Linked DNA regions of Homo sapiens: regions 2 and 3 are each linked to region 1. The links are chromatin contacts, found by Hi-C or POLR2A ChIA-PET in ENCODE. All regions are on one chromosome and are shown on one strand. Each heading gives the region's core, a stretch centred on a gene start or an enhancer-like site at or near the end of the contact. The rest is flanking DNA. Distances are from core to core; before and after follow the strand shown.

Evidence for each region. A loop is a pair of places that touch in the nucleus more often than their neighbours do. ChIA-PET counts read pairs that join two places held with the same protein, here RNA polymerase II (POLR2A). Pooled maps may share reads with other maps.
Region 2: a map of naive thymus-derived CD4-positive, alpha-beta T cell shows a loop between it and region 1 (17-fold over the local background). The contact joins the promoter of ZDHHC6 here to the enhancer-like site in region 1. A Hi-C loop is called at or near these places in 5 of 168 maps with a recorded cell type or tissue (CD8-positive, alpha-beta T cell, HCT116, IMR-90 and 2 more) and 12 of 50 pooled maps. POLR2A ChIA-PET finds 5 or more read pairs at or near these places in 2 of 52 experiments (CD8-positive, alpha-beta memory T cell and H1).
Region 3: a map of PC-9 shows a loop between it and region 1 (5-fold over the local background). The contact joins two enhancer-like sites. A Hi-C loop is called at or near these places in 3 of 168 maps with a recorded cell type or tissue (IMR-90, PC-9 and endothelial cell of umbilical vein) and 5 of 50 pooled maps.

What each region holds. Positions count from the first base shown.
Region 1 is chr10:113,383,782-113,386,905 of GRCh38, forward strand. No RefSeq gene overlaps it. Among named protein-coding and RNA genes, the nearest start is that of HABP2, 170 kb to the right of the region's middle. RefSeq lists a silencer at 1,529-1,638. Within about 2 kb of position 1,475, at least 8 of the 41 ENCODE cell types and tissues checked have a DNase peak (open chromatin) inside an H3K27ac peak, as active enhancers do.
Region 2 is chr10:112,445,493-112,448,616 of GRCh38, forward strand. ZDHHC6 (zDHHC palmitoyltransferase 6) reads right to left here and starts at 1,422. Exons shown (of 11, transcript NM_022494.3): 1 at 1,213-1,422; 2 at 1-158. It overlaps VTI1A (vesicle transport through interaction with t-SNAREs 1A), which reads left to right and starts at 1,723. Exons shown (of 8, transcript NM_145206.4): 1 at 1,723-1,975. The coding sequence starts at 1,882. RefSeq lists enhancers at 1,209-1,328, 1,529-1,788.
Region 3 is chr10:112,810,236-112,813,359 of GRCh38, forward strand. The region is part of intron 7 of VTI1A (vesicle transport through interaction with t-SNAREs 1A); the gene reads left to right. Among named protein-coding and RNA genes, the nearest start is that of LINC02935, 79 kb to the right of the region's middle. RefSeq lists enhancers at 616-1,316, 1,317-2,015, 2,016-2,715. Within about 2 kb of position 1,681, at least 13 of the 41 ENCODE cell types and tissues checked have a DNase peak (open chromatin) inside an H3K27ac peak, as active enhancers do.

The DNA.
Region 1 (3,124 bases), core at 225-2,724:
AGAATTAAAACAAGCTCCTCTTTTCAGCAGAGCTTTTGCTTGAGAGAAAAGTCCCCCCAGAATATCAGGGAGATACTTCAGATAAACATTCAGAATCACCTCCTGGCTAAGCATGTGAGCCAGGAAAAAAAGAAAAAAAAAAAAAAAAAAAAGAAAAAACTCAGTCAAGACCCCCATGGCAAGTGGAAAGGATTTGAAATAGCTCATAATTTGGGCTTTGAGCTATTCTGCAGGGTTGTTAGCTGTTTGGTATGATTCGTTTTATCCAAGAGCAGTTCCGGATTGTCAGGCATCCTCTCTTATTGCAAAGATAAATAAATAGAAATTCAGACATTCGGGGAGAATTTGACTTTTATTTCCTTCTTCCTCATTAGAGCCTATTTGGACCCTCACCCCCACCCCCACCCCCCTTTTAAGCCTTTCCGTTTCATGATAACTCTTTCAAGAAGAGAAACAAGCATAAAACAAACAACAGTTAGAAAGAAGCAACCACCTTGTTGGGGATTCCTGTGAATGTATTTAGAAATGAAACACTTCTTGCTTTTGCTTTAATAAGCATTTAGGAGGCTCTACTATCGGGCCATGAGTAATGAGAAAGAGGTATGGTTTTGATTTACTACTGTAGTTTAAATAGACTTAGAATCCAGTGAAATTGTTTTGTTCTAATTCTATCCATTTTTTTCTCAGTTCACCAACTTCTCAAAGAAAGACTTTCCCCAAGTAGCCGGCATTTTCCCAGTATGATAAGGCAAGCAGCGAGAAAGTTTTGTTGTTGTCTTTGTCTTGCTTTTCCCCACTTCAAGCCTCTGAGGCCCCATGGAAATCCTTGGAGTACACTTGGTTGAGTATGGACCATTCTAAATGAAATACAAATCAAAAGCATCCTTTCACTGGCCCCTTTAGGTTCTTAAGCAGAAGAATGTTCTGATCACTGAAGCCATTTCAAGACCTGAAATTAGAAAGTAATAAAAAATATCACACTCTCCCTGGTGGGTAGGACATATAATTGGTTCCCCAGCAGGACTTCAGCTCCAAGTGAGAAATGCGTAGCCTGTGGATCCTTGCTTTCAGAAGAACCACATGCAAACACTACCAAATAAGTAAAAAATAAGCAAAGGGAAACAGGAAAACCAGAGACAAATTCAGAAATAAATAGCCAAGGGCTAGAAAGAATAAAGAAAAAAAAAAAGCATTAACCCCAGATGTCTTTAAACACAAAAATTTGTGCACAAAACACCAGACGAGACGGTAAGTTTATGTGTTTAGATCAGCTTGGACAAACACCGCTGTTCAGGACTGCAGTTATTTTTTTGGATTCCATTCTGGCTGCAAGATGTTCTTGGGGAGAAAATGGACTGTGCTCACACAATCCTAACTGTTTGGGATTTGACTTAAAAAACTGGCCAGGGCCTTGATTTGCAGCTCACTCTTGGCCTAAGCCCGGCGTTCCAGCCGGTTGGGTTTTGTTGCTCGTGGAGTTTGGAAGCCGAACAGTTGGGGTGTGCTGCGATGGACAGGGCCACTGAGCACACAGAGCCTGGTGCTATGCTGCCACCTTCTGTCTAATGTGTCATAGCAAGAGGTGGCTGAGCTCTGGACTGCCTAGAAAACTCGGTGACTTTCTGCCTTTGAGAGTCAGGTCCTCTATAATCTGCACATTCCGGAGCAGCAGTGCCCTCTCTTCCTGTACACCTGTGGGTTCAAGGCCTTGGGGGCTGGCCCTTTGATAGCTTCTTCCAGAACCCACGCCAGTCTGTTTGTTTGCCTCTCTTCCTCATTCCCTCCCTCTCTCCCTGCCAGATCTTGAAGTTTCCGTAGGTAGAAGGGTCTGGAAAAACGAGGTTGAAGGCAAAGACAGGGCTTTTCGTTTTCAAACGTCAGCACACTCTTGTCTAAATTACTGCCAAAGACAAATGGGATGAAGTGGAGGAAAGGAAAAGTGAGATTGAATAGCAGGAAAAAAGCCCTGACAGCAAGATCTATTGCCCTGTGGAGAGGTGTCCCCAGGGGTGAGCTATTGGTTGAGATATTTAAAACTTGAGTGGACAAAACATTAGACCCTTCACCACAGGGAACAATTCTACAGCAGCCCCTGGGACCTGACCCTCGTGAGCGCAGAGGTCCTTCCCAACTCTAATTTTTTATGATTTCTCAATTGACTTCCCATTCTATAAAAAGTATTCTGTTGCTGCTCAGAAACCCAACTGCTTTGACATTCTGTTTGAGGTCGGGATGGTTTCAATCTACTTTCAGTTGTGTGCAGCATTGAAAATGCCCCTATACCTACTTTTTTTGAGCCAAAGAAATGTAAATTCATATAATTAAGCCTAGAAATATGTATTTGAGGAATGACATAGGGGACACTGCCCTTGACAACTGGCCAAGACATGACTCGCCAAGCACCCGGGGATTTGCTGTACAGCCTTTGACAAATGCTTACCCTTTCTGAGTCACCAGTTTTCATTGGGTTGTCTCACTGGTCAGGATGAGAATATCTGATGCCAGTTGGGAACATTTTGGAAGGACTGTGGTGGTGAAAGAAATAGCTTAGTTCTGCACCTGATTGCCAATCACTCCTTGTTGTGAGGATTGTACACTTCTCAGCTTGCAGGCCTGGATCAGGGGAGACAAAAGGAGGGAGAGAGGTGAGATGTCGGATGTGCGGTCATGGTCTTTGCTTGCAGGTTCTCCCTCCCTGGGGTGACTGGGTTCAGCCATCCAGCTGATTATTTTTAGGCTCTTGTTAATTGCCAGGCATGGAGCTAGGAGCTTGTGTGTCAGAGTGGAAGTGAACAAAAACAGTGGAGAACAAATGGAGTCCTCAGGGATACCTATCTCAGTGGCTTCGAACTGTTCTTAGGGTAAAGTTTAAAATCCCACATTCTGCAAAGCATCAGGTGATCTGGCCCTTCCTGCTTCTTTGATCTCTCCTTGGACCTTTCTCCAGCAGGCTGAGTTCCCTCAATTTTCCTTGGTGAGCTCTGTTTCTTCTCATCTCAGTGCCTGCCTGGGTGCTCAGCCCAGACACTCCTGGTCTTGCCACCCCTTTCACCTGGTCAGTGCTGCTTCTCATCTTTCAGTTCCCAGCTGTAAGGTCTCTTGCCCAGAGACGCCTTCCCAGACC
Region 2 (3,124 bases), core at 172-2,671, 940 kb before region 1:
TGCGCACATTTCCATGTGCCACAAGTCCATGTGTGTTCTTTAATTGTCATGCCTTCAAGCTGTGAACTGTTAACGCAGATTACACCATTTTCACTGTCAGGCACCCAAAGCTCTTTATCTTAACTAGGAGAATCCAGTGTCTTGGTCTGAAACCCAACCTAAAGAAAACAAAATGGGAAAGTTCAGTTAAAACAAAACAAAACAAAACCTTTATTGCATACCATACTTGTTAACTACAATAAACACCTACACAACAGCATCTCACAAGTGCACTACACTTTGGGATGCATATCTTGTCAAATGTCAAAAAGAACTACTTTTGACTTATCCAAAATATGGTACAAGTTTGAATGGCATGCAAACTGGATACACGATTCCAAAATAGTTTTTTTTATTCCTTCTCCGCTTGTCAGGGGACTGTCACCATCCAACGCTTAGTGAATAGTTTGAGAAGACAAAGAATTTTAGGACCTTAGAGTTGATCTAATTCAGTTTCCTTCTTCATAGAACAGAAATTGTCTTAGAGAGGCTGAGTGATTAGACCAAGGTCACAAGTAACAGGTGAACCAGAATAGAAGGCAAGTCAACGACCTCCCTTTATGAAATTCTAAGCTGCCTCTTATGAAGTCTTGAATTAAGCCAAGTATGAGTCAGACATGGTCTATGCCATTTGCCTGCAGTCTCCTCCACCCCGCCACCCAAACATCAAGAGAACAGTCAATTTGGCCCAAAAGTAAAGGAGCGACAGTGAAAGCAAAGAGAGCATGCAAGGAAAGGAAGGGAGGAGATAGAGCGAGAGTGTGTGTGGTGTGTGTGAAATTATGACCAGAAGAGTATATGAGAAGAACCTGAATTAGAAGATTCGAGGGAAGAAAGAAGAGGAAGTGCCTCCAGGAGCGAGGGAAATGGAAGGCAGGGCGGCGAGCTCCGGAGAGATTTGTGGAAGGGCATCTCTGCCTGGACTGGATCTGAAGATCTGGAAGAGGATCTGAGCTACATGGATAATACAGACTACCACGCAGCAGACGCTGTTGACTTGTGCCTCAGTTTCCCGCCCGAGTCATGGAGCAGAGGGCTTAGAAATAAATCCTCACCCAAGGAAGAAATATCCTGGTAAGCCAGGTTGGTCTCAACATTCAGGAGAGCCTGCTCCCACTCTGGTGGGACAAAGACCACCAAAATCGTGCTTATATTCCCTGCCTTGACTCCCACCTCAGTGTGGTCCCTGGTGTCTGCTCCTCAGCCATCGCATATCCGGGGCGGCCTGGGCTCACCCGGAACAGATTTTTTCCTCCTTGGATGACTCCGTCATGGACACCTCAGCCCAGGACAAGCAGAGAGCAAACCCTGGCAGCGAGAGGCTGGAGTGCGGGACCTGCTACAAGCCGAGCACCTCTCGGCCAGCGCCCTCGCCAGGACTCTCCCGCTCAGGCCCCCTGCGCAGTCTCTGTTACTGTCACTTCCGGAGGTTCGCCGCCTCAAACCTCCCTCCGGAAGCAAGCTGCTGTGCCTTGTAGCGTGTGGATCCGGAGCCGATTCCCAGAACACGAAGGGGGGAAAAAACGCTTCTAATGATCCCTCAGAACTTGCATATTTTCATACGCTTTTCTGGGGGGAGGCACTAATTGGGGCGCTTTTCCTTTGCGAACTTACTTATCTTAAAGTCGGAGCGGAAAATAAAGCACGCACGCAACCCAATTTCCGGAGAACCGAGATTGCGACGAACAACCAGGAAGCGGCTGGGTTGAGAGCTGTCCCCGGTTCTCCGTTCTGCTCTCGGGGGCACCTTCCGGGGTTCCTAAGCCGCGGGGCCCCTCGCTGCCCCTCGAGGCCCTTTCCCTGACCTAGGCTTTGGCCTGGGCTACTCGTTCCGGAGCCGCCATGTCGTCCGACTTCGAAGGTTACGAGCAGGACTTCGCGGTGCTCACTGCAGAGATCACCAGCAAGATTGCGAGGGTCCCACGACTCCCGCCTGGTGAGAGCCTTGCCCGGCTGGACGAGGGTGCTGGGGAGAGCTGGGAGGGTGCGGGCGGTGGAACGCCGCCCGAGTAAGTGTGTCTATGAGGCGCGAGGCTGGAGTGGGTGGTGCCGGCTGTTCCCAGGAGGGATACGGCTTGGCTTGGTTGAGGGTAAGGAGTCAAGTTCGGGTGTGGGGTGCCGTGAAAAGAGCCTTCGGAATCTGAGCCATCTGAGTTCGAATCCCGGCTCTACCTTCTTGTAACTTGCATAACCTGGAAACGTTTCTTAACGTCTTAAGAGTCTTAATGTTTTCATTTGTAAATTATAGACATGTGAGTATTCAAAGAAAATGAATGAAAGTATGTAGCCTATGGATCTACAATCTACAGCGGCGTTGTTGTGTTAGTAATAATATTGTTATAATTATATGCGGCAAAATAGAGGTAAGAATCAGGGTGCCTAGATTCAAATCCTACCTCTGTCACTTAGAAGTTGTGCCTCTTAACCCGGGAGGCGGAGGTTGCAGTGAGCCAAGATCTCGCCATTGCACTCCAGCCTAGGCAACAAGAGTGAAACTCCGTCTCAAATAAATAAATAAAATAAAAGTTGTGCCTCTTAAACAGACTTCTTAGTCTCTTTCAACTTTCCTTCTTAGTAAATGGGGGAAAATTGTACTTCTCTCATGGGGTTGTTAGGTAGATTAAATTTATATAACATATTTAAAGTCACTTTTGGTGTTGTTAGTTGCTGTATTAGCATTAGTATTTTTCATACCCCCCACCCCCATTTCTTGTTTCTCATCCTTCTTGGGGATTTATTGTATAACCCAGTTTCATGTAAAACTTGGTACAAGATAATTTTTCACACTTAAAAATTTCACATCTCCCATCTGGAAATGTTTTTGTTTTTGTGTTTCCTTTTGTGTTTTAGCACATCTTATTTTCTATGCTAGACTGTCAACTATGTGAAGGTGGGAGCTGTGTCTGATTTCCTTGGCGTTTACTTATTAGGGGCTCAGGAAAATAAGTGAATGAGCAGGTGAATATAAATATGATCTTTTGTAACTATGGTTTGTACAATGTTGATTCGGGGACTATCTTTCTCTACAGATTAGAGTAGTTAGTTACAGAAAAGGGTTTTACATTTTTGTTTAGTTTTGTTAGGG
Region 3 (3,124 bases), core at 431-2,930, 570 kb before region 1:
CTACTAAAAATACAAAAATTAGCTGGACATGGTGGCAGGTGCCTGTAATCCCAAGTACTTGGGAGGCTGAGGCACGAGAATCACTTGAACCTGGGAGGGGGAGGTTGTAGTGAGCTGAGATCGCACCACTGCACTCCAGCCTGGAGACAGAGAATGACTCCATCTCAAAAAAAAAAAAAAAAAAAGTTAAAAATTAAAGTTCTCTGTCTTCAGGACTGGGGTTCTATTTCTCTGCCCACTGTGGGTCAGCTTCTTTCTTAGGTTGGCTTCCCTCAATGAATCAAAAGGCCTGCAGTGGATCCAGCCTGACATCCACACACCAAACTGTCCAGGTGACCCCGCATTTCAAGCAAAGTTGCTGAGATCCACTCTGTTGGATGGACTTAAGTCACAAGCCTGCTCCTGGTCCAGTTACCATGGCCAGGGGCATGGAATGTACTGACCATCTCAGCCTCAGTCACAGCTGTACCCCTGGAGCTGGGGTAGCATCAGCTGTTTGGAATAGGGAAACGAACGCAGCCACTGTAGATCTGCTGTACACAGGAAGCGGATGCCTGGCTAGGCCTGGTGAGGCCTCACGCATGATATCATCAGTCATCAATACACAGGAGCATTGGCTGGAAGAAGCTCCTGATTCTTCAGTGAAAAGTGTTGTGACCAAGAGGTCAGAAGAGGTTCCCAGCTTTTGAAAACCAAGAGGCAAAAACCTGTTCTTCAAGAAAAAAAAAATCTTATCAGTCTTCATCATACCTTAGCTTCTGAAATACATGAAACCAGAGCCTCTCTTGGCTTGGCCAGATGCCTCGTCTTGTCTGAGAGGCGGACGGTAGCGTTATCACTCAGGGTAAAAGAGCTTATGGTATTCGGCAGTGACAACCCCCAGTCCTCAATGGCTTAACGCAAGTCCACTGGGAGTCCAGGTGCATCTCCAGGACAGTGGCCCTTTACATAATGACTGCAGGATCCAGGCAGAAGATGTTACCACCATCCTATAACTTGTACTCTCTGGAACAATACAGCCCCTCCCTCCCCAAATCAAAACCGCAGGAAGAGCCCGCTAGAGAGACAAACACTGGAAGTTAGATGCCTCCAGCTGGCAGTGACACTCAGAACTTTTGCTCTCATTTCTTTAGCCAAAGCTAGTTCCATGACCAAGCCTAACATTAAGGTGAGTGCAGACCGGGCGCGGTGGCTCACGCCTGTAATCCCAGCACTTTGGGAGGCCGAGGCGGGCGGATCACGAGGTCAGGAGATAGAGACCACGGTGAAACCCCGTCTCTACTAAAAATACAAAAAAAATTAGCCGGGCGTGGTGGCGGGCGCCTGTAGTCCCAGCTACTCGGGAGGCTGAGGCGGGAGAATGGCGTGAGCCCGGGAGGCGGAGCTTGCAGTGAGCCGAGATTGCGCCACTGCACTCCAGCCTGGGCGACAGAGCGAGACTCCGTCTCAAAAAAAAAAAAAAAAAAAAAAAAAAAAAGAGTGCAGTCCATGCCTGGAAGTAGAGGAGAACTGGCTATTGGAGAACACTCGTAATGCCTGTTCCAGTGGAATTCCTGGGCTCCTCGAGCAAGAGCAGAGAACTGTGCCAGGTGCAGTGCCGCGCCTGTCCCCTGCACTGGAACCAGCCTTCTGTGATTCCGGCTGCCACACGCAGGAGCTCGTTTCCAGGCTGGGAGGAGACTGGCAATGGAAAGATTAACCGCTCCCTGAGTTCCACATGGGGATCAGTACTTTCAATAGTACTTTGTGAGTTCAGCCTCAAAGTAAATGGTTAATTCATCTTGTATCAACAGCACTGTGATTCATAATGTAAACTTGGAGAATCCTTGATGTTTCGGGCCCACATTCCTTTTATTTTGGCTCTGCATTCTTTTAAAGCCACAGTGTGCTCACTTAATAGAATGCAGCATGCAAATGCACAAGTTTTTGCCTGGAGGCAATTTAGCCTGGCTGTTTCAATGGATGTCTTCTTTCAAGTGTATATTCTTTCTTAAATTATTTACTGGGTAAACACACTTTGCATTTTCAAAAGGGAGATTAAGACGGCTTGCTGCAGACCTAGTTCAACATAAAGCCCTCCCCTTGCCCAAAGTTAGGAGGAAGTTACTTTGGGCTTCTCCCCAAGTTCCTTCGCTGCCATCTCACTAGCTGGGAACCCCTTGGCCTAGCTGGTTTTTCTGATTGTCTCCGAGCTCTGCATTCCTTTCTGCTTTGCCTACAGCAATACAGGCCGGCAGCCCCTGGCTGCGATTGCAACTAAGCTTCCTCACAGATGGGGCCCACCAATGCCAGCCTGTATTTCCCCCTTCCAAACTGGCTCAGTCCTATCCACCCAGATGCCCTGACAGTTCACTTTTCTGGTCCTGAGGGGTATCACATTTGCACAACTCCTTTGAGGTCCAAGGTTGGGGTGGATGGCCCAGCCAGTCAAGCTTGCTTAGAGCTCTCTCTATTCCAACTCTTTCCCCATCCCCTTCTACTCTTCCTCCCAAATGTCTGCCAGCATTTGGTTTGAAAGCAAATGCCCTTTCCTGCTGACACCCCGCCCCCACCCAGCACAAAGGAGTTCCTTCTAGCTTCAGGGGGAAGACCAAGTAGTGCTGAGAAGGCGTGATGGTAGGAAGTTTCATCTTTGACGGGGCTTGCTTCAACTTTGAACTTTAACCTTTTCCATGCAGACTTCCTGAGATTTTCCTGCAAATTAATTGCACAGACTTCTCCATTCTCCTTTGAATGGAAGATTACAGTTACCAGAGACTGCATTCTTTCACGATCACTCTTTGGGCAGTTCTCTTTTGAGTACCTGTGTGCAACGCGACTGTGCCATGTGCTGGGGTGGTAGAGGTGAATTCCACATGGTCCCAGTCCACACAGGTTGGGCCCTTGGAAGCAACAGAGCGGGCGGTGGAGGGGAAGCCACCAGGCCCTGTGGGTGCACCAAGGAGGGGGTGAAGCCCAATTAGGAAGGTTAGGGAAGAGCTGAGGATTTAAGGATTCCTGTGTATTCATATTTCTTACCATGCCTCAGATTGAACAAGTAACACCCACAGTTAATCCTTTCTAAATTAGCATCATGGATGCCTTGGGGCCCTCAACCCACAAATAAAATGGTTGTCAACCAAGC